Regions from separate parts of the Homo sapiens genome. Here region 2 is linked to region 1. Evidence: read pairs that join two places in POLR2A ChIA-PET (ENCODE). Cell type or tissue: CD4-positive, alpha-beta T cell. All regions are shown on one strand. Links, peaks and the distances in the headings refer to the core of each region. The heading gives the core; the rest is flanking DNA. Region 1 has its middle 64 kb from the start of LINC02092. Region 2 has its middle 19 kb from the start of SDK2.

Region 1 (15,804 bases), core at 4,625-12,624:
GCAACTTACTTCATCAAAGAGTGTATCTTGATCAGGCAAGAAGGAGAATGAGAGACAGAGTACCTGAAAAAGGACTATAACCCAGTCTTTTAAAGCCTAATCTCCTAGCACTTTTGCTGTATTCAGTTCATTAGAAGCAACTCAGTGGGTCTGGCTCACACTGGAGGAGAGAGGATGACACAAGGACATGAATCTCAGGAGGGTGCTTCTTTGGAGGCCATATCAGAAGCTGCCTTCCACAGTGGGTATCTACATGTCTAGCTCTTGCTGCTTCACAGTAGAAGTGATGGAGTTCTCTAGGATCCCACAGTGGAGTGACAAGAGAGATAAGTAAACCACAATTGTGTACTGAGCGTATATGTTACGGTACAGCAGGCCACAAAGAATGTGGGCATCATTGACTATATTCTATGGGAATGCACAGGATGGTTCCTAACCCAAACATGCAGGGAAGGCTTCCTGGAGGAAGTGATGGGCAGGGACTTCCTCTGTCCTAGGACCTGCCATAACCCTGATAACTCCATGAATATGGCAATAACCTGGGGCTGCCTTCATAGGAACTGCTTCTGGATTGGGGAACCTGAAGGGCCAATTAGAGATGACTACAGAACTCCTAGACAGGAAGAAGTGAGAACAGAGAAACAGAGGGAGGGAAGAGAAAAGAATGGCCTCTTCAGTGACCTACAAACATCTTGCAAATGCTATGGGACATGGTGAAGAGATGGAAATTTTAGAGCGCACCCTTCATGCAGTGTATTAGCCAGGGTAGACCAGCTGCTATAACAAACATCTCCCAAATGTACTATGGTTTAACACTATACAGGTTTAATTTCTTGCAGTAATAGCCTAAAGTGAGCTAGCTGGGATGTTCCACTCCTCCCAGTCTTTTGGGGACAAGGCACCTCCTTTCTAGTATCTCGGTAGTCTTCTAGGGCTGGAGAGTCCTCCACTGCATCAACTGCATCTGGGTGGGCTACCAGAGAAGGCAGAGAGAGCCTTTTAGGGCCCAGCCCTGGAAATTGCAGCAACCCTTCTGCCCAGATTCCATGGGTCAGAGTTCAGTCTCCTGGACCCACCTAACTGGGGGAGGGTAGGGAGGCACAGAAATGCAGACCAAAGCGGAAGAGACCAGGCATATCTGTGAAACATTCCCTGGCTTCTGCCCCATGCAGGTGTCATATAATAGACGAATGGTCAGGGATGGAGCTGGGCCCTTCCCAGCCTAGGTCCTCCTTCCCCCTGCTGCCCACCCCTTCTGCCCCCACCATGAAATGTTCTTTCCCAGTGCCTCCCCCAGATTTCTCTGGCCATCTTCCCCCAAGTCTATAGGCAAATTCTTGGGTTCCTGAATGGCCCTCTCTCATGTGATGTCTTCTCGAGCACCTCTTACTCGCCTCATGAAATCTTCTTTGCAGGCAAAGAGTTTGTCTCACTGTCCCACAAGCAGAATACATCAAACACTGGTCTTGAAGTGCAAAACCCAACTTCAAGTCTAGCCACTGCACTTTTCTTTAGACTTCTAGGTCTTGGTTTATTAAATGGGTGATAGGAAGGGGACGGGGAGATTTGAGCTAAGTGATCTCTAACATCCTTCCAGTGCGTCTCACATGAACTAACTCAAGCCTTGATTTTCACCAGATGTTCTCACTCATGCAGCTGTTTTCTGGGGCTGCAGTGCCCTTCCCCACCCAAATCACACACTTTTGAGTTTCCACACATCTGTCACTTGCCCATCCACCACCTACACCCCCATGCCCCTGCCACCAAAGAGAGAAGCCGCCATTCAGGGAAAGCTGGGGTTGGGTCATTCTCTGCACATGACTACACTGTCAGACACTAAACCAACACTGCTCAATAGAATTTTCTGTGATAAGGGAATTGTTCAGTAATCAGTGCTGCCCAATATACCAGCCACAAACCACGTGTGACTACTGAGCACTTGAAATGCGACTTGTGTGACCGAAGCACTGAAATGTGTCACTGTACTTCATCTCCATTACTATACCTTTGACCTTAATAGCCACACATGGCCCATGGCTGCCATATTGGGCAGCACAGTGCTAGAAATGAAGTCTAGAGCTTCGCCCGCTGACTTGTGTCAGAGGCTCTTTCTCTTAGTTGTTGGAACTCCAGTAGAAGCTCAGTATGATGGGGGTAACTGAAACCTTCCCTGGGGTCGATAACTAACACTGTGCTTCTCAAGCATTTCAGTGCATGTAAGTCATCTTATTAAAAAATACAAAAAGAATTAGCCAGATGTGATGGTGCACACCTGTAATCCCAGCTACTCAGGATGCTGAGGCAGGAGAATCCCTTGAACCCAAGAATTGGAGGTTGTGGTGAGCTGAGATTGCACCACTGTACTCCAGCCTGGGTGACAGAGTGATACATCTCAAAAAAAAATTAAATTAAGAAAAGAAAAAGGCAGACTCTGGCCAGGCCTGATGGCTTGCGCCTGTAATCCCAGAACTTTGGGAAGCTGAGGATGGAGGATCGCTTGAGGCCAGGAGTTTGACACCAGCCTGGGCAACATGGTGAGACCCTGTCTCTACTAAAAATCCAAAAAATTAGCTGGGCATGGTGGCATGCACCTGTAGTCTCAGCTACTCAGGAGGCTGAGGCAGGAGAATCGCTTGAGCCCAGGACGTGGACGTTGCAGTGAGCCGAGATCACGCTGCTGCACTCCAGCCTAGGCGACAGAGCCAGACCCTATCTCATAATAATTTTTTGAAAAAGCAGGTATCTGATACCCTAAATCTGGGGTCGGTCTGAGGTTCTGCATTTCCTACAGGGTTTCCAGGTGGTGACAGTTCTGCTGGCCCATGGACCCCACTTTCAGCAGCAGGGCACTGCAGTGTCCCTTCCTTCCCCAGCAGGCAAACAGTCCAACTTCCTTCCACCCGGCTCCTTCATGCCATTGGCTCACGCCTCCATCTTCTGCATTATTCCATATATCCCTTTGAAGGAAGAGATGCCTGAACCCTCAGCTCCCACTCCCCCGGAGCCCTTAGACCAGGCTGAAATCATGGGAGAAGGGCCTCACGGGTCCCGCCCTCAGCCGCACTTAGATGCACAGCACCAGCTGGGACGTTTAATAACCATTAGAGCAGCCTCACCTGCTCAGCACCGGCCCACTGGCCCCAGAGGACCTCTGACTTGCTTGCTCTCCAGGCTGCAGGAAAGAACATCCACAGGAGAGCTCTAGAGCCTTCCACTGGAAAGGTCTATTCAGAGCTGCACAGTACCTGGCTGTAGGCTCTGGAAAGCACTGGTTCAGCCATGAGATTGAGCCCAAAAGGCTGAGATACGAGTCCCAGATCTCTTTTCCTGCAACACATAAAGCAGCCTTCTCAGCAGGTTATACACACCAACTTATCTCACCCTCATCACATGGTGTGAAAAGTGCTTCTATCAGCTCCTCTTACAAATGGGAAAACTGAGGCACAAGGCGGTTGAGAAAGTGATCTGAAGGCCACATAGCTTGTAAGTGGCAGAGCCCAGAATCCAACCCAGGCAGCCAACGCAGCCCACTTACCTGCTGCGAGTGCTGACCCGCCCTGCCTTACCTGTTAAAACGGAGATCCCAATGGTGTCAGCCTCACTTGCTGCCCAGGGAGACTGAGATGTGGAAAGCCTTGTGTCCACCGCACTAGAGAAATATTGGCTATTGTGGATGGGGTTCGGGAAGGTCTGTGGGTGGTGTTTCCAGGGAGCAAGTGCGCCCTTTCTCCTCCACACACACCCAGGTGTACACACACCTCCATGACGCACACCTGACGCCCTCCTGGGAACAGGGCCTGTCAGGCTCATTATGGCTGCACCCTGGTGCTTGGTGCTAAGTTCTCCCTGTCTCTGAAGGGAGCCTGCAGTACTCACTGATCCACATACACATACCTTCCTCCCTCCCTCCCTCCCTCTCTTCTCTGGACACACCTCCATTCAAGAACTTTCGGGCTGATCCAGGTTGATACTGTCCCTGTTAATGGGCAGTGATGGTTCCTTGGGCCACCCAGCCTTCACTCCTGTTCTTGAGCTTTAGGACGCATCATCCTCCCCATGTCCCCTGTGAACCTGACCCCACTCCTGACTCCCAGAGCACAGGACTGGTCCATGGATGCCCATGTGACTCAGTCAGGCACAAACTTGGCTTTTATTGGTTGAGGAAGAGAAGCTCGCTCTTTCTCCCAGGGCCGAAGCTGTGGGCCACCATCTTGCCCCAATTGCCTGAGCAGGGACCAATGCAGAAAGAAGCAGAGCTGAGAAATCCAGAGACCAAATCTCGATCTCACCATCACGCCCCGGGTTCGGCCAGACATGGGTATTTCAGTAAAGGGAACCAATGAGAGACATGACTGCCGACATGGGTATTTCAGTAAAGGGAACCAATGAGAGACATGACTGCCGACATGGGTATTTCAGTAAAGGGAACCAATGAGAGACATGCCTGCTGACGTGGGTATTTCAGTAAAGGGAACCAATGAGAGGCATGCCTGCCGACATGGGTACTTCAGTAAAGGGAACCAATGAGAGACATGACTGCCGACATGGGTATTTCAGTAAAGGGAACCAATGAGAGACATGACTGCCGACGTGGGTATTTCAGTAAAGGGAACCAATGAGAGACATGACTGCCGACATGGGTATTTCAGTAAAGGGAACCAATGAGAGACATGACTGCCGACATGGGTATTTCAGTAAAGGGAACCAATGAGAGACATGACTGCCGACGTGGGTATTTCAGTAAAGGGAACCAATGAGAGGCATGCCTGCCGACATGGGTACTTCAGTAAAGGGAACCAATGAGAGACATGCCTGCTGACGTGGGTACTTCAGTAAAGGGAACCAATGAGAGGCATGCCTGCCGACATGGGTACTTCAGTAAAGGGAACCAATGAGAGACATGCCTGCTGACATGGATATTTTAGTAAAGGGAACCAATGAGAGGCATGCCCGCCCTTTTTGTCTTCATGAAGCCATTTTGAGGTACATCTTCTCTCACTTCTGGCCAGTAGATCTGACACAGCCCTTTGCCTCCTTGACCCTCTATGAGCTCCCCTCCCAACCCCACACACCACCCTGTCCCACAGCTGGACTCTTACAGGGAGGCAGGCCGGCTCTGCTCCAGCCTGAGAGGCCCAGGTTTGTCACAGTTCAGCGGGCACCAAGAAGGGGGTGCCTGCTGCCCTTCTGCTGCCATCTGGCAGCAGCCGGGCTTGGCCACCCACCACCAGGAGCTAATTCTGCAGTTCTCAAAGAGAGAGAGCAAGGACGGCGCCCCTGGCATGGCTGCTCATAGCCCAGGCTACCCTCCACATGCCTTGCCTTGGCCTGGGGTACCCTGGTAGAGAGCCATGACCCCAGAACACCGTGCACTTAGCAGGCTAGGTCTTGCCCCTGTCCAGGACCTTAATGAAGACAGAGCTGCCATATTGATGGGGTACTGGGACATCTACTCCAGACCCTCAGACTACAAGTCAATAGCCTGCAGCTTTCTCTGCTCATGTTGTCAGGAGCACAAATAAATGTGCAAAGCTGTCATATGTTCCAACACCCATCCTGCATCCCCAAGGCCTGGATGATGATTCACAGCCCTGGATGGTGAAGGGTGCATGGGACACCACCCTCACAGCAGCTTCCTTAGCCTCATCAGGGCTAAAACCCACTTTTTCCGGGAGCTGGCCTAGCTTAGCCCAACTCTGCCCAAGTGTGTCAGATTCAGGGACAGTCCAGCATAGGGCCTCCAAAAGAGACAGCAGCCTACCAATCCTAGTTTGTCACTTACCAGCAGTGGGACCTTATTAATGGGCTTCCCTGGTCATCAGCATCCTCTTCTGTAAGACGGGGCCCTAGTGCACCTGCCCAAGCACAAGACAAACCAAAGTGATGGGTGAAATTATTGAGCCACCACAAGGGTGAGGGAGATGATGGTTGTTATCAATATGATTATATGATTATCAGACATCATCATCTGCAATTGCTGTCACTGGGTAGGGCCTCCAGGGTCTCTGCCTCCCGCAATATGCACAGACCCTTCATCACAGACGTGCATATGCACACGCACACACATACACTCCAAGTTACATCAGCATTCATTCCCAGTTTGCCTAAAGCAGATTTTTCACCTGAAAATTCAGGATTCCTTGCCAGGTCCCTCTTTCTGGCCTGGCATGCAGGGACCCTGCCCTTTTTCTGCTGTCAGAGACACATGTCTGCAAAGCCAAGCTAGTTTAGGAAAGGAAATTTGTTGTAAATTGGAATCCTAATGCATTCCAAATGAGGTGATTTTTGCATTATTGGCTGTGTAGATAGAACTGTGCCACCGCCTCCCTCCATGGGGTCGGGAAGGGCAGGAGTACAGCTATTGTTCCGCGTTGGATGCTGGGTTTGAGTCCGTCGCAGAATCACAGTCCGGAATCTCAGAGTCGAGAGGCAGCTTTAAGGTCATTGCATCCCTAGCAGCTCTCACAGAGGCTGCTCCGGGCAGCCTGATTCCCCTAGGCCCCGGCTCCTGAAGGCCTGGCCCAGGGCTCTTCATGCAATTTTCCAGGTTCCTTGGACTGTATCTGTTTGGTCCTGAGAGTCTCCTGCCTAGTTCTTTCAACAGGGATGCTCACAACAGGACTCCACAGCCAGTGCTGTGTGTGCCCTCTGTCCCATGCCCCACAGCGCCTGCAGCAGCTAGATCCAGGTCTCGTCCATCCATGGTGACATCGGCCAAGACCAGAGCTGGAACATCCTTCCCCTCCCAGCAAGCCTGAGTGTCCAGAAAGCCCCTTTCCCTCAGGGATCTTTGGCTGGGCTCTAAGATCTCAGAAGTCTCTCCCATGTGTGACTATCTGAATTTTGTCAACACCCTCATAGCTGCAAAAAATCCCAAAGTGGGCACAGCAGGGAAGAAGCTATTGGAAGGAAGCATTTCCTGGGACCTGCCCCAGAAGGGAAGTGGGGACTGCTGGACAGGCCAGCTCCACGCCCTCTCCAGCCTCCCTCTCCTAGCACTGCTGAGCAGGACGTTGATTTTAAGGGAAGGACGTTGATTTTAAGAGCTACCCATTCCAGTGGCAATTAAAAGGCTCTGGCAGTGGCACGGGGCTTGTGCTGAGAGCTGGGAAGAGGCTTAATTAATTGCTCTAGTCCCTGGGAGCCTCATCAGCTCAGCCAGGAGCTCCATCGCTCTGTACTCTCACACCTGATAGAGCCTTGGCAGGCGAAGCCAGAGGGGACACAGGGCTGAGGAAGGGACTGAACCCTAGGCAGGAGAAGGATCTGCTTTTGCTCAGCGCCCCATAGCACACCCACCAAATTACACCCACCCCTACACACACATCTGGCACACACAGATGCACCTTCTCATACAAAACTAGAGGGCCTGTGGGCATGGGGATCCTATATTCCTGTTTGCCTGGGACACCTCCCATTTTACCTGTTATTGTGATGTAATCATTAATAGTACCTTTCCTAGTTTAGAGGATAATTTACCTGATCACCTACTTGAGGGGAGCTTAGGAGAGTGAGAGGGATAGGAGCAGATTGGAGAGATGCTACCGAGGATGGAGACATCAGTCCTATTTGCTTTGTTCTCTGTCCAGATCCTGTATCCTGGACAGAGGCCCCCTGGGAGTGGCTACTGAAGATTGCTATATCCTTCTCAACTCAGATGAGGATTCCCCATGTCAAATTCAGGAACACGAATCACGTGATACTCTGCTTCAAAACCTCACAGTATGGCAAAAACCCTTAGCTTTTAGGCAGGGTGAATGATTATATCTGCTATTATAAATCACAAAGACCTTTCTTATCGAGGTATCTGCATATCTGCTGCATGGTTATTGGTGTCAGGGAATCAGTTTTAAACTGTAAGTCCCCAGGGAAGATGTGGAAAGCATGTTGCATCTTGGGTGTCAGCTCTGGATCTCGGCATTCGTGGCTGCCTGCTGTATTGGAGTATGAAGAAGGATTCTGAGGCTGTGTCCCAGTTGAACATAGGAATATCATGAATTACATCTGCTTGGGCCACGGGAGATGAATTAGTGAAATCCTTGACTGGTATCTGTCAGTCTCGTCCCAGAGGGTATCAGAAGTCTCAGGGTGTCTCTCGCTGCAGAGCCTTGGCCTAGTGCCCTGCTTGAATGAACGTTTGGGAATGACCCTGGGAACACTCTGCATTGCCTACAGGGCTCTCCCTCCAACTGCAGTACAGTCTCACTGCAAAGAGGGCACATTGTTGGCTGCCTGTCATTGGGAAGAAAATTGGACAAGTCTGGGACCAAGAGATAGCTTGGGTGGGCAAGATACCTTCTCAGAATAGCATCAGCCCTTGAAGAAATGGTCTGCCCCTGCCTGGTACCAGGCACAGCTGTGATACATCCAGAAAGATACATGGACATCCTGCCCCTCTCTTCTTCCTGTCTTCCTCCATCAGACCTCAGCCTCCAGCTTCTCAGGCAGGACAGCAGGGAGGCTGCCTCTCCCTCTTACTCTCAGAACCTTACCGTGGCCTGCTTATTAAAAGAATTCCACCCTTAAGGAATGCCTAATGTAAATGATGAGTGAATGTGTGCGGCAAACCAACATGGCCCATGTATACCTATGTAACAAACGTGCACGTTGTGCACACATACCCTAGAACTTAAAGTATAATAATAATAATAAAAAGAATTCCACCCTTAGACAGAGAGGCAGCAATGCAGAAGCTTTCTTGGCTCCACAGTCAGAGCTGCCACTTCTGTGGCAGGTGTTTCTTTGAGGTCTGTTTGGTCTCTTCAGTCACAACCACCCACCTCAGACAGGATGTTGTCTGTTCTAGGGTATCAGAGGAAGTATTTGCAAACAGGCCCATCTGTTCAAATGAGAACCAGGCTTCTCTCCCAAGCCTCACAAGGTCGCAAAGCCTGCGGTGTCAGAAGCTCTGCCGAATCCTTTATCATGTGTCTTTCCAGCCAGCGGCTGATGAGAGATCGTGTGTGAGAGATCATGTTGATTTGAAATTCAGCTGGTCCAGAAGGGGCCGGTCCTCCCTGTTGGCCATTTCAGGTCAGCTCCATAAAGGATGCAGAGGATGGGTTTTCATGATGGAAACACACGGCTGATATTTGCAAAGCTAGTTCATCCAGGAACATGAGTACAGGGTGAGTTTTTGGGGAGTGGGTGAGGTACAGGTGGCGATTAAGTCACTGTGGTGTGACTCCCATGTTGTCACAAAAAGATTGACCTTCCTGGCTGGGCACAGTGGTTCACGCCTGTAATCCCAGCACTTTGGGAGGCCAAGTGGGGTAGATCACGAGGTCAGGAGATCAAGACCAGCCTGGCCAACATGGTGAAACTCCGTCTCTACTAAAAATACAAAAAATTAGCCGGGCGGGGTGGCGGGCACCTGTATTCCCAGCTACTCGGGAGGCTAAGGCAGGAGAGTCACTTGAACCTGAGAAGTGGAGGTTGCAGTGAGCCGAGATCACGTCACTGCACTCCAGCCTGGGCAACAGAGTGAGACTCTGTCTCAAAAAATATATAAAAATAATTAAAAAAAATAAAAAAAGGCCAGGCACGGTGGCTCATGCCTGTAATCCTAGCACTTTGGGAGGCTGAGGTGGGCAGATCACGAGATCAGGAGTTTGAGACCAGCCTGACCAACATGGTGAAACCCCATCTCTACTAAAAATACAAAAAATTAGCCAGGTGTGGTGGTGCATGCCTGTAATCCCAGCTACTCAGGAGGCCGAGGCAGGAGAATCACTTGAACCCAGGAGGCGAAGATTGCAGTGAGCCAAGATCATGCCATTGCACTCCAGCCTGGGCAACAGAGCAAGACTCTGTCTCAAAAAAAAAAAAAAAAATTGACCTTCCTGATTCTATGACTGAACCTTGGCTGATGTCATGATTACCCAGAAAACAATCCCACTGGCTGAATTATGAAGTTAAAGAATCCGAACCCCAGAAGTTCCACTTCGCCAGTGACAACAGCCAATGAATGAACCATGTCCACAAACCACGCTGAAGCTAAGCCTCCGGACCGACTGCTCCACTTTTCCCTTAGATTTTGTCTCAGTGTAGTCCTATATGATGTCAAAATAGCTACCTAGGTTCAGCCCAAATCTCTGACTCTGGAATATGGAGGTTTAAATGGCTTAAAATGTTCCTGTATGGAGGCAGAAGAAAGAGACAGAGGAACCCTTCCCTTCAGCAACTGTGGGGTTGCTTCTTATAAAGGGCCGATTTTGTGCACTTTTTCCGAATTTGAGGCACGTTCAAAGCTGATTCCAAGTAAAACTATTGAGCAGTTCCACTTTTAATGTATTTGTCCCACAGGTTCTTGGTACCTGTTTGAACTGCCCTAAAAACAATCCCTAAACCCATAGACCTTTGCTGTCACTGGTCTTAGTTCAGGTTCACCCAAAAGCAGGTCCTGGGAGAAGGATCCAGTACACCTTTAGGAGATACAAGACCACAGTCAGGGAGGCGGGAGGGGACACAGGGAGGACAGGCAGCAGGGGAGGAGGAGGAGGAGCAGGGGATCAAGCCAGCACCCACGCTGGCAGCTGGAGCTTAGTCCTCCGGGGTCCTCTGGTGACCTGTAGAACAGATGCCTCCAAGTCCTCCCTGCTGAGGGCAAGGTAGCTGGGGTATTTATACACCCAATCCCCTCAGCCACCAGCTGAGTAGGCTGCTCTGGGGGAGGGTATTCATTTCCCCTCTTCTGACAAAGCAAACTTTTACAGCTTTAGAAAAAGCCCTCAGGCAAAGAGATGCAGACACTGGCAGGTGGAGTCAACAGGAGACCATGGAAGCCACCAGGCCCCGTCTAGCGCAAGCCACAGCACATTCTAGCTCAGAGCCCAAGGTTACCTTCCTGTCCTGTGCACAGGAGACAGGAGATTCAGCACCAGCGCTGGGCCTCAAGGCCTGCAGTGGCTGTTGTCTCGGGGCCCAGGGCTGGTGTCAGCCATACCAGCAGGTGGCTACGGCGGGTGACAGCCACATCGCTGCCTTCTTCCTCCTTGTGTGCCCTGTTCTATCCTAGAAGGTGGAAGCCTCAGGACACACTTACAGGAGCCTCTTTGCTCGGTCCCAATGCCTCTACCCTTTCCTGCTGCCACCTGGACCACAGAAGGCACAGCCAGGCCTGGGGCAATAATATGCTCCTAGAAACATCTTGGAAGTCCTTAAATCCATGACCAAAACACAAGTGCCCTACGGCTGGAGACAATCAAGAGTGATTACAAAAGGGCCACTGTGTCCTTTTCTTTCTGGCAGCAGCTGTTCCTGTCATGTGGTCTGAAGAAGTCCAGATGTGTTTGTGCAGGGTGCGGAGCCAGGCCCTCCCAGGAGCAGGGATGAAAGAGCGGCGGCCGGAGCAGCTGGTACACAAAAGAGGCTGGTGCAAACCAGACCCGGGGCGGGAGGCCTCGCAAGCCGCTGAGTGGGCTGGGATGTTTCTATGGACAAGGAGCCGGCGCCGCGCACAGCACGGCAAAGAGGCAGCAGCATCCACAGGCCTGGGGGCCCAGGGCTGGTGCTGAATTGCCTGACTCCCACGCCCAGGGTGGGAAGGTCACCTTGGGCTCTGAGTGGCAGTGTGCTGTGGTTTGCACTAGGCGGGGAACCCTGCAAGGACAGGCATTTTCTCCCAGCAGCAACTGGCCTTGAGCAAAAAGGCTTGTGCAAAAAGCCTGGCTGCTGCATTTGCAGCACAGAGGTCAGTGCAAATGGTGCATCAGCCGAGGAAGAAAGGCCGACGCAGGGGTCACAAAAAGACAGGGCACATCACAGCACCGGTCAGGAACTGTGAGGCGGGGGAGGCGGGGGGGGCACGTGAGAGTCCCCTGGGACAACCGTCAAGTGCTACAGTTATGGGACAGAAGTGGCTTCCCCCAAACCTGTTTCTCTCCCAGGCTCCTCTGCCTCAGTAAACAGCAACTCACTCCCCAGTTCTCAAGCTGGAAACCCTCGAATCATCCTCCACTCCTCTCTGTCTCCCACACCCCTCGCTCTAAAAGCTCTACTTTCAAAATGCATCTACAGTCCAGTCACCTCCAGCCACTTCCTCTGTTGCCACCACAGTCCAAGCTGCCGTCGTCTCTGCCTGTGTATAAACATGGACTTGCCCTCCGTCCTCTCTCAGCTGTTCTCTGACTGAAGTCTCTTCCTTGCACTCCTCTGCACTTGACCCTATGCACTTGACCTATGCACGTGCGCCTTCGACGATGATCTCTTTCTCTTTCTCCCCAGTGGAATATGGACTTTGCCTCTTTGGCTCTTCTGCTTGCCCAGTGCTTTGAACAGTGCCTGGCACAAGGTGAGTATTTGTTGAATTCATTCCAGCTGAAGACTCCAGACCCCGCAGGTGTCACTCTGCTATAGGTTTGTCTTGTCCCCTTGCTCAAGGGTCCTGAAGCAACTCCTAATATTTACCCCACAGGGGGAATGAGAAAGAAGCAGTCTTATCCTAGAATGCTGGAAGAAATACTCAACAATGATAAGCAATATGGGGGTAGGAACACTGGCACTGCACCATCTCTGTCTAATCCTCAGGGGGTCTAGCCTACACCATTGTACTATCTCTGTCTAATCCTCAGGGGGTCTAGCCTGTGCCACTGCACTATCTCTGTCTAATCCTCAGGTGGTCTAGCCTATGCCACTGTACTAGCTCTGTCTAATCCTCAGGTGGTCTAGCCTATGCCACTGCACTATCTCTGTCTAATCCTCAGGTGGTCTAGCTTGTGCCACTGCACTATCTCTGTCTAATCCTCTGGGGGTCTAGCCTAGTGCAGCTACTCCAGACACTTGCTGAGATGAATTGAGTGAACAGCCTCCCTTCCTGGTAGCCCAGGCTGGCTTCTCCCTCCTGCCTAGGGGTTTATCCTCTGTGTTCTCTTAGCTCCCTGAACGTTTTTCTAAATTAATGCATGTGACACGGTCTTAAGTATGACTCCTCTGACGCTAGCAGTGAGACTTTATTCTTGGTATCCCTGAGTCCGCCTGGTATTACTAAGTCCGTATTCTGACACATGACAGCTGCTCAATAATGTCAAATGGTGAATGAATGAATGAGTGAGTGAGTGAAAAAGTAAAAGCAAGATGGTGAACCCTAAACCAAAGTTAGCTGAAACCTCCTATAACCAGCAGGGACAACTACCACCCAAAGATGGTAGGATTAGATGATCCATCGGAAAGACAATCCCTGCCCAGGCTAATGGGAGAGGCAGATGCCCACATAAGAGATGCATGTGGATACGTCCAACAGCCACATCACAACACATGCATAGCTGTAGGCAGCAGCTCAGAACCAGCAGGTGACAGGCAGGCCAGAGCCATCCAGTAAGGCTCCCTGAGCCCTGGCAGGTCCAATCCAGGCAGAGCCCTAACTCTGTTCAATTGCAATCTGTGTTTATGGGCCCATAATCAAATGGAAACTGAAAGTTTCTCATGAGAATCATCTGTCAAAATTGCGTGGTGTCCAGGCCCAGCGCTGGGAGGCTGGGTTGTAAATTCTAAGCTCCGCTCCAGCTCTGCTCCATCTCTAGGGACATATGGGTCATTTTTCAACCCAGCCTCAATCCGAGGAACTCGATCTTCGATCAAACACTATGTCTAACAGGCTGGGTATTTGGGATACTGAATGTCCCCTGTGGGATCGGTGGGGGGAGGGGGGAGGTGGGAAAAGTGATCACGGGAGGAGAGTCCATGAGCCAAGCTCACCTATCCTACAAGCTGAGCTGCTTGCATAGCCACCTGCCTCCTGGACCCCACCTGGCAGCTGCCCTTCCCTGAGCAGACACCTCCAGGCTCCCACCACAGCCCGTGGCAACTACAGAACGCTGGACCAAAGGACCTGTAACAGAACCACCTCTTTTAAAAACCTGGTTTTCCTAATTACAAAGGAGCTCAATGTAGTAAAAGTGGAAAACCAAAAAGCACAAGAAAAAGAAAAATTGCTCATAATTCTCTACCCTGGAGGAAACCTCTTTAACATTTTTGCTGCAGAGATTTCTAGCCTTCTTTCCCTCTCCTCCCAGTCCTTTTTCTTTATAAACACACGTACCATTGTACATACTATTTTCTAGCCTGCTTTCCCTATCATTCATGCCCCCCTCCCCTGATACTAGTCCATTATGACCATTCTGCCACGTCACTATCTTTCTTACAGCACGGTTTTTAATAGCCACATTCATTTTCTTGGTCAGTCCCTTTTATTGAATAATTAGTTGGTTTCCGTTTCTCCGATAGCATAGAAGATTCTGAGAAGAACATATTGTACATAGATCTTTGTACAAATCGGAGTCTTTCCTTAAGATAAATTCGTAGGAGTAAAATTGTGCAGGCGGTCAAAGAATCTGTACACTTTAAAAAGTCATTTGATACTTTCTACACTGTCTCTCACTGTGTTTTCATGTCTTTAGAAATAGCCAACTATGAGCCAGGCGTGGTGGCTCACGCCTGTAATCCTAGCATTTTGGGAGGCCAAGGTGGTCGGATCACTTGAGGTCAGGAGTTTGAGACCAGCCTGGACAACATGGTGAAGCCCCGTCTCTACTAAAAATACAAAAAAATAGGGCCGGGCGCAGTGGCTCATGCCTGTAATCCCAGCACTTTGGGAAGCTGAGGTGGGCAGATCACTTAAGGCCAGGAGTTCGAGACCAGCCTGGCCAACATAGTGAAACTCTGTCTCAAAAGAAAAGAAAAGAAAAGAAAAGAAAAGAAAAGAAAAGGAATAGCCAACTATTGGGGGGATAATCTTAACTGGTAACCACCTTTGAGTAATAGCAGAGTAAGGAAACTTTGTATCTGCCACTAACAGGACCAGACGGTTCCTCTCTCTGCTTCCACTGGTTCATAGTTCCGCTTCCCCAGAGTCACAGTTCATCTCCTCTGGCTACAGCTCTGGAGACATGGTATGGTTTAGAGTAGAGGTTCCTCTTAGAAAATCAACTCTGAGCCCCCAAACTCCTTCTGACAGTGTTGGGTCTTTAGAATTTATTTAAAAGGTAACACGGTACCTGCTCTTGGTTTGTGAAGACTTTCACCTGAACATGGTTACTTAATTGGGTGACCTGGTGTGGGGAGTGGTCTGATGGAGTATGAAGGTAGGGAAGACGAGTCAGCTGGCTTAGCGGGGGAAGAACAGCAACGTAACAGCAATTAGAAGGGTTAAGAAGAGCAATTAGATGAGAAAGGTTTTGAATTGCCTGGGACCAGAGGGAATGGAGAAATGTCTTTTCCGTTGCTGAGCTCTGTGAAAGCTTGCATGCACACGTGGGCAATGACAGCTTAGAGTCAACCCGGGTGGCCCATTTAAATGCACCTAAAGAGTCACGAGGCGCAGGGAGGCAGAACAAGGCCCATTGCTATTTATCATCCATTCCTTGTACGAACTCACAGAGACAACCTCTGAGCCTCCCACGCAGAATGTTCCCTTGAAGAAAACACATCAGGGCACCCAGGGGCAGGGTCAACCTTTGGGAAAATTGTAAATAGAGACAAAATTGTCTTTGGGGGTCCTTCCGCCTCCCTGGCAGTGGCTTTCTTCCCTCCTGGTCTCCCCACCCTCCAGAAGTACACCACCAATTACCTGCTGCTGCTCTCAACAGACAGCTGGCAAGGCGAGAAGAACACGGGCTTTCGGCCGGAGGGATCTGCATCTTACCTCACTGTGCAATCTGGGGAAATTACTAAACCTTTCTGATCTTGTTTTTGCATCTGTACAATGGGGGGAAATGCTGGCTTGATTTCTTCTTGTTGTGAAGTGAGATGGCTAATATATTCAAAAGTACCAGGCCAGGCGCAGTGGCTCACTCCTGTAATCCCAGC
Region 2 (11,188 bases), core at 3,189-11,188, 61 kb after region 1:
TCTAAAGTATAATTACTCACTGAAGTGAGAGGCTGAGTCAACTTATTCTGTGGTTGAGTTGAGTTGAGTCTCAGCTCTAGTGACAGCCAGTTCACTATGGACTTCAAATGTTTTGAGGGTTGGATCCCTGCAGCAGGATTCGGGATCTGAATTCCAGCAAGTCTTCTGAACCACAGCTGATCGCGCTCTGCTTTGGCTTTTGGGTCCACTGAGTTCGGCTTTCCCTCTGGGGTGATGTCTCTTCATTCCACTTCTCTGGCCATGTCCTCTCGCTGGCATCTGCCTTGCCCTTGGTGACATCCTGGAACACACCAAGGACATATCTCAGCTCTCCTGATTTGCCTCCACCATAGCCATACATTTGGAGGTAAAGGTGGGAATTGTGACTGGGATCCACGGGCTACAAATCTGTCATGTTGGCCTCTACATGACTATTAAAAGTTGATTACACTTTGGCAGGCTGAGGCAGGCAGATCACGGGGTCAAGAGATAGAGACCATCCTGGCTAACACGGTGAAACCCCATCTGTACTAAAATATACAAAAAGTTAGCCGGATGTGGTGGCACGCACCTGTGGTCCCAGCTACTCGGGAGGTTGAGGCAGGAGAATTGCTTAAACCCAGGAGGCAGAGGTTGCAGTGAGCCGAGACTGTGCCACTGCACTCCAGCCTGAGTGACAGAGTGAGACTCCATCTCAAAAAAAAAATAAAAAATAAAAAAGTTGATTATAGTTTGGCTTGTTTCTTTGTACCCCTATCCATGCTGGGTTTACCCCTCCTCTCACCACCCTCCAGTCATGAGTCTCTTCTGTCCTAGGAAGGGCTTGCAAATTTATGTCCTCAGCTCTCTGATGGATTTTAAAAGAGGTGATTTTGTAACTTATGTAGCTTGTTTTTGTTTGGGGGAAAGAAAATCAAAGTGATGGTCTCTTGTAATTTTCTGCATCCTAACTGATAGCAAAAATCCATTCTAACCAGAAGCAGATGTTCTAATAAGCAGTGATTAAGTGAATGTATGTTCCTTCTGCCCGGGCAGCTCCTGAGCCTCTTGTCTATCTGGAAGATGCTCCCTCAGCCTCCACATCTTCCTCCTTGAAGTCTTTCCCAATTTCCCCATAGCCTTGGGCACTTCTTATACTAGTCTCCTCTGTTCTTTGATCCTGCCTACATTAAAGCTATTTTTCTCAAAATATCATAATTGTTTTCATGTCTGTCTTCTCTGTTGAACTTTGAGTTCCTTGACAGCAAAAACCCTGTAGTTAATAAATTGTATACATATATACACATGCACCCAAATGCACACACACACGTGCATATATGTACTATATACATATACATACATTATCCACAGAATACACTCATCACTAAACCAAAATGTGCTTACTCAACAATTAACACGTGATTTCCATCTTTTGTGATCAAGTCCTCATGCCCTGTCTGACACATGGTAAGCGTGCAATACGTGTTTGTGGCGTTCATGAATAAATAAATAAAAGAGCAAACTCCTGCCTCTGTCCTGAAGCTTCATCGCCATTAGACATAGTTACTGCTGGCTCACGTGATCTTTTACTTTCTGCTTCGTTGGGAGGGGACTGAGTGAGTGGACAAGTGTTTATGTGCATATGCAAATTTAAAATTCAGCCTGATTATTCTAAGTTTGGGGTGTTTGCTTTGAAGTTACATTTTTGGCACCAAGAGCCAGTGTCCAGAGGTGGCACTAGGCAGAGGATTTGGAAATCTGCCCAAAGCTGGCCCATGGTTGGTTAAATCTACCCCTGACAGGAAACAGGGCTTTGAGAACTGAGCTGCTGTACCAGGAAATGGTCTTGAGCAAGTTTGGTGCTCTCTGTTTCTATTCTTAGAATTTCAGATCCAGGGCAGGATAAGGACATCAAGGGCATCTATTACAACTCTTTAACCAAATCAGATGCTTGAAAGTCCTCATATGTCTCCTCCGTCCCCAGAATCCTTCTTTCCAACACAAATGTTCAATTATGCATGAGACTGGAGTCAGACAGAGTTCCAATCTCATCTCTTAAACTCTCTGAGCCTCTGTTTTCCTATCTGTTAAATGAGTATACTAATGCCTACCACCCAGGATTATTTTGAGCACTCAGTGAAATCCTGTTTGCAACGTGTGAGCACCAGGTTTCTTCTCTTTCCTGGCATCTTCTACCCACCTCTGTGTGAGCATCTTTCCATCACCATCGGGAAAAGTCACCACTCTGGCCGAAAGGCAGAGTCAAGGCACAGTAGGGTGTTCGCTTTCTCCTTCTCCTTCTCCATCATCTCCAAAGTTGCACTCAGTCCAAGCCACCCTCAGCAGGGCAGGGCCTAGGGAAAGAAGAGGTGGGAGAGATTCATCACCAGGGCTGCTGGGAGCTTAGAGGTGACCACGGAGAAAGAAAGGAAGAGAGAGAAAGCAGACGGGAACAGGGAGCCACAGTACTCACACAGAAGGAAGCTGAAACAATGCTGCCCAGCAGAGGCCACAGACAGCCCCTGCCCCTGCCCTGGGCCTGGAGAACTGTGCCCAAGATCAGCTGTGCCTTCATGCAGCCAGGCCAGGCATACCAAGGTGGATGAATAAGTGGGCCAATTGCTGAAAGCATGGCCAGTAAAGACAGATTAACACAGTTTGATCATAAGAGAGAGATATTAGTCTGTTCTCACGTTGCTCTAAAGAACTACCTGAAACTGGGTAATTTATAAAGAAAAGAGGTTTAATTGACTCACATTTCTGCAGGCTGCACAGGAGGCATGGCTAGGGAGACCTCAGGAGACCTACAATCATAGCAGAAGGCAAAGTGGAAGCTGGCACGTCTTCCACGGCCAGAACAGGAGGAATAGAGCGAAGGAGAGGGTGCTACACACTTTTAGACAACCAGATCACTCACTATCATGAGAAGAGCAAGAAGAAAACCTGTCCCCAGGATCCACTCACTTCCCACCAGGCTTCTCCTCCAACACTGGGGATTACAATTTCTCATGAGATTTGGGTGGGGACACACATACAAACCATACCAAGAGGATTTCAGCGCAGCCACATGTCCATTTTTTTCATCTTTTTATCAGTGGGGAAGCAGGAATAAATGAATATGGCAGAGAATGTGAGGGAGTGAGAGCAGAAACTACAAGTGGAGAGTCCTGACCTCTCAACTTGGCAAGTATCATAATAATAAAGCCTGAACTTGGATTTATGAAACACCTACTAGGTGCCGGTCACATACAGACAGAATCTCCATTCTTCACATCAAGGTAGGTAGTATGCCCACAGTACAGATGAAAACACGTGTCGGTCATAACACTCCAGGATTTGCTCCTAGGAGTGTCTGATGCCACAAGGCAAACTCTTTTTACTAGATCAATCTGCCTGATCTTCAATCAGGTAAGCTTGGGTGGGTTAATACCTGTTCCAGTAACCAGGTATCTCTTTCCAAAGTCTTGTGGATGTCCCTATAGGATTGAATGTGACACGGAGGGGAGGAAAGTCAGGAAGAAGGGAGACGCGGGAGGGAGAGAGAGGGAGGGAAGACAGAGACAGAACACACATGGGTGTTTCTCTCCTTTCATAGTAATGGATAGTAATTCTGAGAAAGTTCCCTTTGCAGGATTCAGGCTATGTTTGGGAGTTTGTTTTCCCACTCTCTGCAAGAAAGTTAATCAATTTTAGAACCAGCCCCTTCTGTGCCAAGATGACAACTGGGAGAAAAGGGATTGGTTTTTTAGCTGCTGGGTTTGCTGGGCAGCCCCCCTCCCACTTCCATGGGGCCACTTATTGACATTGAAATATCTCGACAATAAGCAGCTATTGATGGCTCCTGAGGTCAATACCAAGATTCATTGACCCAGGCTGCAAATATGGAAGGCGGTGAGTCCAAGGTCACTATTACCTGAAGCGATGCAAAATAAATCTTGATAAGAACCAAAAATAGAAATCAATATGCATACTGTGGTATGCATTGCATTACCTCTCTCCAGCAGGAGGCTATTTTAGGAGGTTTCAGGGCTCTTCTGCCATCAGAAGCTGAGCTCAGGACTGGAGAGGAAGTAGGAATAGAAAATGATCCTTCTCTGGTTGCCCCAGTCAAGGAGAATGAGCAACCTACACCACCGGTAGGGATCAGCCTGGTCTCCACAGAGAACCTCAGCACCTCCGGTCACTCTTCCAACCTGGAGAAAGAGCAGAGTGAATTTCCAAACCGTATGTGCCATGATGGGTGAGGCAAGGTGGCCATTTCTTCAAAGCATACTTTAGTGAACAGTGCCAGGAGAAGCACCTTTGGGGTAATTAACATGACCTTCACCTTTTGGGGAAACTTCTGCTTCCAAAGAGGATGTAACCTGGTGAGGAAGGGGAGACCCAGGGCTCAACCAACTACTAAACCCAGGGTCGAGCAGGATTCACTGATACAGCTGGCTACCTAGTGACATATGCCTGCCTTTCACAAAGATTTCAAAGGGCTAAGTTGCCGTGATGTGACATATCCTCTCCTTTCAAGGCTATTTTTTTATAATTATTTGTTTAAGCTTAATTAACTTCTTTTCCAGTTACAAAAGAAATTCGTGTTCTTTGTAGAAAATGTCAAGCCTATTTATGATGATCCTTTTAATCTCACCCAGAGTGTTCATGCTGTCTGAAAAAGTGAGGAGAGTATGAGTTTTGAATTCAGACAGATCTGAGTTCTAGTTCCAGTTTTGCAATTTAATAGGCATATGGTCTCAGGCAAGTAAAGGAGTAATTTTCTGCTGCCCTTTTCTCACAATATAAACCTTCTTTGTGAAGTTGATGTAAAGCTTAGAAAAGGATTTATGTAAAGTCCCCAGCAAAATACTAATAGAGTAAACAAATGTCTGACAATTTTGATCATGAAACACACATTCACATAAAAATAAGTAACTTAAGAAACAGAAATGGGAACATAACTACTAAAGTAAAGATGATTCTTAAAATTGTAAGATAATATATACAACTTTATTCTAACAAATTTTAAATTCAGCAAGAAATAGATGACTCCTTAAGAAAAAGTACATGATCAAAATTGATTAAAGGAGAGGTATCAAATCAAGGTCTTAATGAATCAAGAACCAGTCAGAACGTAGAAATCATGCTAGGTATTTCAAACCAGGGGAGTTTAATACAGGAATTGGTTACATAGGTGATCATAGAGCGGAGAAACCCATTAGGGTTGCTTAGCAACAGTAGAAAGCTGTAAGAACAAAGGGTGGAGGCACTTATATCAGAGACCAGTTCAGTGGGAACTGGGCCCATTGGGGCAGGGGCTGAGAACAGTGACTGGAGCCACAAAAGCAATGCAGGTGCTGTCAGCTATCTAAAATGGGGGCTGGAGGACAGGAAGGGAATGTCTTTGCTTCTCACCACTTTCTTTCCTCCATTTTTGAGCCAGTGCCTCCCATTGGCCAACCCACCTGGAAGCCTGAGGGTAAACAAGCCTGAAAATGCAGTTCTCTGAGATACAGAGCAAAGCAGGGCAAAGGCAGGGAATGAAGCTGATGGCAAACAGGACTATGGCTCAAGGTCATGATTGTAGGGAGTTCATGAACAAGTTCTACTAAATCTTCAAGGAAGAGTTTTTTCCCATGATATAGAAACTATTCAGGAGCATAGGAAATGAACATGTTTCACATTAATTCTATGAAGTACCATGACCTGGTACCAAACCCAGAATGGCATAAAAAAGCAAGCAAACACCTAAGAGCCAACCTCATTAATAAAAATGAGAGGTGAAAGGCCAGGCATGGTGGCTCACACCTATAATCTCTGCACTTTGGGAGGCCAAAGCAGGAGGATCACTTGGACCCAGGAGTGCGAGGCTGCAGTGAACTATGATTATGCCACTGCACTCCAGCCTGGGTGACAGAGCAAGATACTGTCTCTAAATGTATATATACATCAAATTCTTTAGTGTATTAAAAGAATAATACAATATACTCAAGTTTAATTTGTTTTAGGAATTAAAGGTTGGTTTGACATTGGGAAATGTATTAATGTAATTTTTTACATTAACAAATTAAGGGAATAAGCATTCTGATCATTTCAATGGGTATTGAAGAGAAATTTGATAAAACACAACACACTTTCTCACTAAAAACACAAAACCTTGGCAGTTATGAAGAGGTTTCCTTTTGCAAAAGGTAAGGCTGTGGTAGAGAGTAATTTTTCCCCCTGTTCTCAGGAGGAAGAATGAATCAGCTTTGTAACCAGCTTCATCTGACGGCTTAGATGGCCACTAGAAGGGAAGGTGCTGTGATTTGAACGATGTTGTCCCCTACAACATTCATATTGAAACTGAATCCCCAATGCCACAGTATAGTAAAAACCTGTGGCTTTTGGGAGGCAATTGAGACATAAGGGCTCCATTTTCAAAAATGGGATTAGCCTTTTAGAAAATGGCTCAAGGGTGAAGAGAACATTCCCTTGGTCTTCTGACTTCCACCACTAGTAAGGACACAGCAACAAGGTGCCATCTTGGAAGCAGATGTCAATGCCAGCAGCTTGGTCTTGGACTTCCCAACCTCCAGAACTATAAGAAATAAATTTATGTTCCTTATAAATTATCCAGTCTCAGATATTTTGTCATAGCAGCACAAAAATACTAAGACAGAGGTTTGAGCTTATCAGCTGGTCTCTTAGGCAAACCTCTCTTATTTTCACTGAGTTGCTTACTGACATTGAACCATCTCGATAATAAAAGATTGACAGGATAGAAAAAAAATTTTTCAACCTGGTGAACCTTCCTTCATACTATAGCAAGGTAATCACAAATATCATTCTTAATGGTCGCATATTAAAATCATTCCCACTAAAAGCAGTTTCAATAAAAGTTTAAACACTATCACCTCTACCATTTAACACTGGAGTGGAGGCATGAGGCCAATGCATTAAAGAAATGAAGCAAAACAAGGTCAAATATTGGTAAAGGAGAGACCAAACTGTTGCTACTTGCACACAATATGATTATCAGCCTGGACAATACAGGAGAATTAACCACAAAGCTATTAGAACAAATCAAGTTAAGTTACATTTAAAGTCACCATACAAAATCCAATAGCTTTTCTATTCACCAGCAATAACCAATTAGAAAATCTAATGGAAAAATAGTTGCTATTCACAATTGCAACAGAAACTATAAAATACTCAGACAAACCTAATAAAATATATATGAAAAAATGTATAAAACTTCACAGAAGAGCACCAAAAAAAAAAAACTTAGATGATAATATTCCACTGGGGAAGGCTCAAGTTTGAAAGTACAGTAATTCTCTTTATATTGATATATAAATATAAAATGGCCACAATTAAAACTCAGACAAGAGATTTTTAACTTAATGAGCTGATTCTAAAATCCATATGGAAAAAAGCAATGCCCAAAAATGGCTGACAAATTTTTGAAAAAGAAGTACAATGAATAAGGTCTTGCTCTATAGGCAGCAAAACATACTATACAGATATTTGTTAAGATAACATAGCTATGATGCAGAAATAGACAATCAGATCAAATAACCAGAATAAAGAACAGAAACAGATACATTATAATTAGCTGTGGTTTCCATGCAGTGGAATTGATCACTAAAACTTATGTCTCTAGTGTAAATGAAACATCGTACCCTTTGATCAACCTCTCCCTTCTCTGCGTTCTTCCCTACCCAACCCCAGCCCTAGTGCGCAGTAACCACTTGTCTACTCTCTGTTAGTATGAGATCAATTTTTTTAGATCCCACATATCCATGAAATCATACAGTGCTTGTCTTTCTGTGCTTGGCTTATAGTCTGCTCTGGCGAGGAGGGTATGAGACTTCCACGTGCTGAAGCAGGAGACTGGGCTCAACCTCCACTTCCCGGGTTCAAGCGATTCTCCCACCTCAGCCTCCCAAGTAGCTGCAACTACAGGCGCATGCCACCACACCAGGCTAATTTTTGTATTTTTAGTAGAAATGAGGTTTCACCATGTTAGCCAGGATGGTCTCGATCTCCTGACCTCATGATCTGCCCGCCTCAGCCTTCCAAAGTGCTGGGATTACAGGCATGAGCCACTGTGCCCGGCCCAAATTACTTTTAAATATACAGATGCTCCTCACCTTATGATGGGGCTACATCTTGATAAATCTTAGGTAAGCTTCAATCTTAGGTTGAAAATATCGTAAGTAGGAAATGCATTTATTGCACCTAATCTACCAAACACCCCTAGCCTACTTCAAATGTGCTCAGAACACTGACATTAGCCTACAGTTAGACAAAATCATCTAACACGAAGCCTATTTTATAATAAAGTATGTAATATCTCATGTAATGTATTGAATACTGCACTGAACATGAAAAACAGAATGGTTGCATGGGCACTGAAAGCATGGTTTCTACTGAATGAGTATCACTTTGGCACCATCGTACAGCTCCAGGAGATAAGGACCTCACTGCCAAAGAGATCCTCTGACTTTCACACTTTGCTCTGAATTGGTGATTAATAAACTTGGGCCCGCCATTTCTTTCTTTGCTGCACTAGTGTCTCTCAGAAACAGCCTCTCAATTCCATAATCCTTATAATTACTGTCTCTGCTATAATGCTCCAATGCCAGAAATATTGCAAAAGCCAGTACATCCCCTTCCAACTGTAAGCTGTCACAGAAATTGTATCGCTACCAAATGCCAGGAGCTATCATTTCTCCTTCTATCACCAGTGTTGAGTTTCTCATTGCCAGCGGGTTATCCAACTGCAGACTCCCGTTCTTAGCATTTGCTTCTCCTGGCACCAACTGTCTTATGTCAGGGTCCTTAGAAGAGTGGTTCTCAAAGTGTGGTCCCTGGACCAGCATCATCAGCATCAACTTGCTAGAAATGCAAATTATGGACCCTTTCCTAGACCCACTGAAACAGGCAGTGGAGGGGAAGCCCAGCGATGTGTGCTTTAACAAACCCTATTGGTGTTTCTTTTCTTTCTTTTTTGAGACAGGGTCTTGCTCTGTTGTCCAGACTGGAGTGCAGTTGCCCAAGTATGGGTCGCTGCAGCCTTTACATCCCAGTCTCAAGTGATTCTCCCGCCTTAACCCGCCAAGTAGCGGGGACTAAAGACACATGCACCATGCCTGGAAAATTTCTTTGTTTCATTTTTTGTGGGAACAAGTTCTCCCTATGTTGCCCAGGCTTGTCTCAAACTCCTGGGCTCAAGCAATTCTCCCACCTCAGCCTCCCAAAGTGCTGGGATTACAGGTGTGAGCCACCACACCTGGACGGTGATTCTCATACATGAGAAAGATAAAGAACCATCACCCTCAAAGCGGAGCCTGAGATGAGAATTCTGGTGCAGGAGAGTTCTTAAAGGAATCCTCCCAGGAGGAAGACGAGAGGACATGAGGAACACAGAATAAGTCAGGAAAAGCAGCGAGGCAAAGATGCGGGCTCTGCTGATGTCCTCCCACAGCCCACAGTGAGCTCTGGAGCATGAATGGTACCACAAAGCTGTCCCCGCTTGAGACAATAAGGCCAGCCTTGTACACCTGCATCAGTCAGCCATTGGCTAAAGCAACCCCTGCCATGCGGGGCTAAGGGAAGTTTCCAGACATCTCCAGCTGAGGCCACTCTAGTGGCCATGGGCAATTCTCTGAGGAAGGGCAGCTGTGACCTTTCAGCCACCAACACTTGCAGCCCCTGGGGGATGGGCACAAGCTCCCGCAAAGGCCCATGTATCTGGTTGGGGTCCTAGCAGCATCTACGCCAAAGTGCCCAGAGCTTGTTGATGTTCTTTGCAGCAGGAAAACACAGCAAGGCAGCCTGCGGTCATGGAAAATGCCCTGGACAAAAAGTCAAATGACTGGGATTTGAGCCCAGCACCAAACTACAGTTCTGTGGCCTTATCTTTGGCCTCAGTTCCCATGTTTATAACAAGGGGCTGACACTGCTACTATGCTTGTGAACGTCAAATTAGGTAATATATGTAAAACTGCATTAGAAACTTGAAATCATAAAAGAATATTATATATTTTATGCTTTCCGTTGAGCAGAAAAATAAATACGTAATTTACCTTTGGTGATAAGGATTTATGACAGAGGTATAATTCCTAGATCACCGGGTTGAGCATTTTCGCCTTAACTAGATATTGCCAAATTGCTCTCTAAAACGATTATGTCAATTGTCACTCCCACCATCAGCAGCATATGAAAGGTCCCATTGCCTCGCCACCTGGCCGGTTCTCTCTCATTTGCTTTGGCCAGTCTAATGGGTCAGAGAGACATGGACAGAGGGGACGCACATTCAAGTACATTCTTTCCAGCCTTTTTGTCAAAGATAACACTGGAGATAAGCCAGATGTACCTCATTAAGGGGATGAATAAATCAATTGCGATGTATTCCTACAGTGGATTGCCATATAACAGTTACAATGGATGAACTAATTTATAATATATATGCATCCACACATATATATAACAACACTGAGTGGAAAACATTAGTTGTACAATATTATGTAGCACAGAATTCCATTTACATATTTTTTAAAAGCACGTAAAACCATACCATATATTGTTTATGGATACGCACGTTTGTCATAAAAATATTAAAAGTATGAACTGAATACACACCAAACTCAGACAGTAGTTACTTAGGGGGAAGGAAGGGGGATAGGTCTGGGGAGGGAAGCACAGAAGACTATAATGTTTCCTCTAAATTTATTTTCCTTAACGAAAGAGAGAATGATCATCAAAAAAATATGAAAAGGGGCCGGGCATGGTGGCTCACGCCTGTAATCCCAGTACTTTGGGAGGCCGAGGCGGGCGGATCACCTGAGGTCAGGAGTTCAAGACCAGCTAGACCAACATGGCAAAACTCCATCTACACTAAAAATACAAAAATTAGCTGGGCATGGTGGCACATGCCTGTAATCTCAGCTACTCGGGAGGCTGAGGCAGGAGAATTGCTTGAACCCCAGAGGTGGAGGTTGCAGTGAGCTGAGATCATGCCATTGCACTCCAGCCCGGCAACAGAGGGAGACTCTGTCTCAAAAAAAAAAGAAAGGAAAAGATGCTTAACATTTGTTGATCTGGCAGAGTGGACCCATGGCTTCTTGCATTTGTTGTCCTTTTTTTTTTTTTTTTTCATTTTAATTATTGTTTTAACTGCCTAGGGCAGTTTCTTCAGAGGGGGACCGAGGGTGTGGCTGCCATCTCACTTCATTTG

Evidence for each region. ChIA-PET counts read pairs that join two places held together with the same protein. Peaks named below come from ENCODE experiments on the same cell type or tissue, not always from the same donor. Only the 100,000 strongest peaks of a DNase experiment are listed, where the experiment ranks them.
Region 2: POLR2A ChIA-PET joins it to region 1 with 7 read pairs; 3 of 35 experiments call an interaction of 5 or more read pairs at or near these places.

What each region holds. Positions count from the first base shown.
Region 1 is chr17:73,715,411-73,731,214 of GRCh38, reverse strand. No RefSeq gene overlaps it. Among named protein-coding and RNA genes, the nearest start is that of LINC02092, 64 kb to the left of the region's middle. In CD4-positive, alpha-beta T cell, for the core only: no CTCF peak of the experiment used is centred there; a DNase peak (open chromatin) is centred at 8,804; H3K4me3 peaks cover 575 bases; H3K27ac peaks cover 2,261 bases.
Region 2 is chr17:73,657,955-73,669,142 of GRCh38, reverse strand. No RefSeq gene overlaps it. Among named protein-coding and RNA genes, the nearest start is that of SDK2, 19 kb to the right of the region's middle. In CD4-positive, alpha-beta T cell, for the core only: no CTCF peak of the experiment used is centred there; no DNase peak of the experiment used is centred there.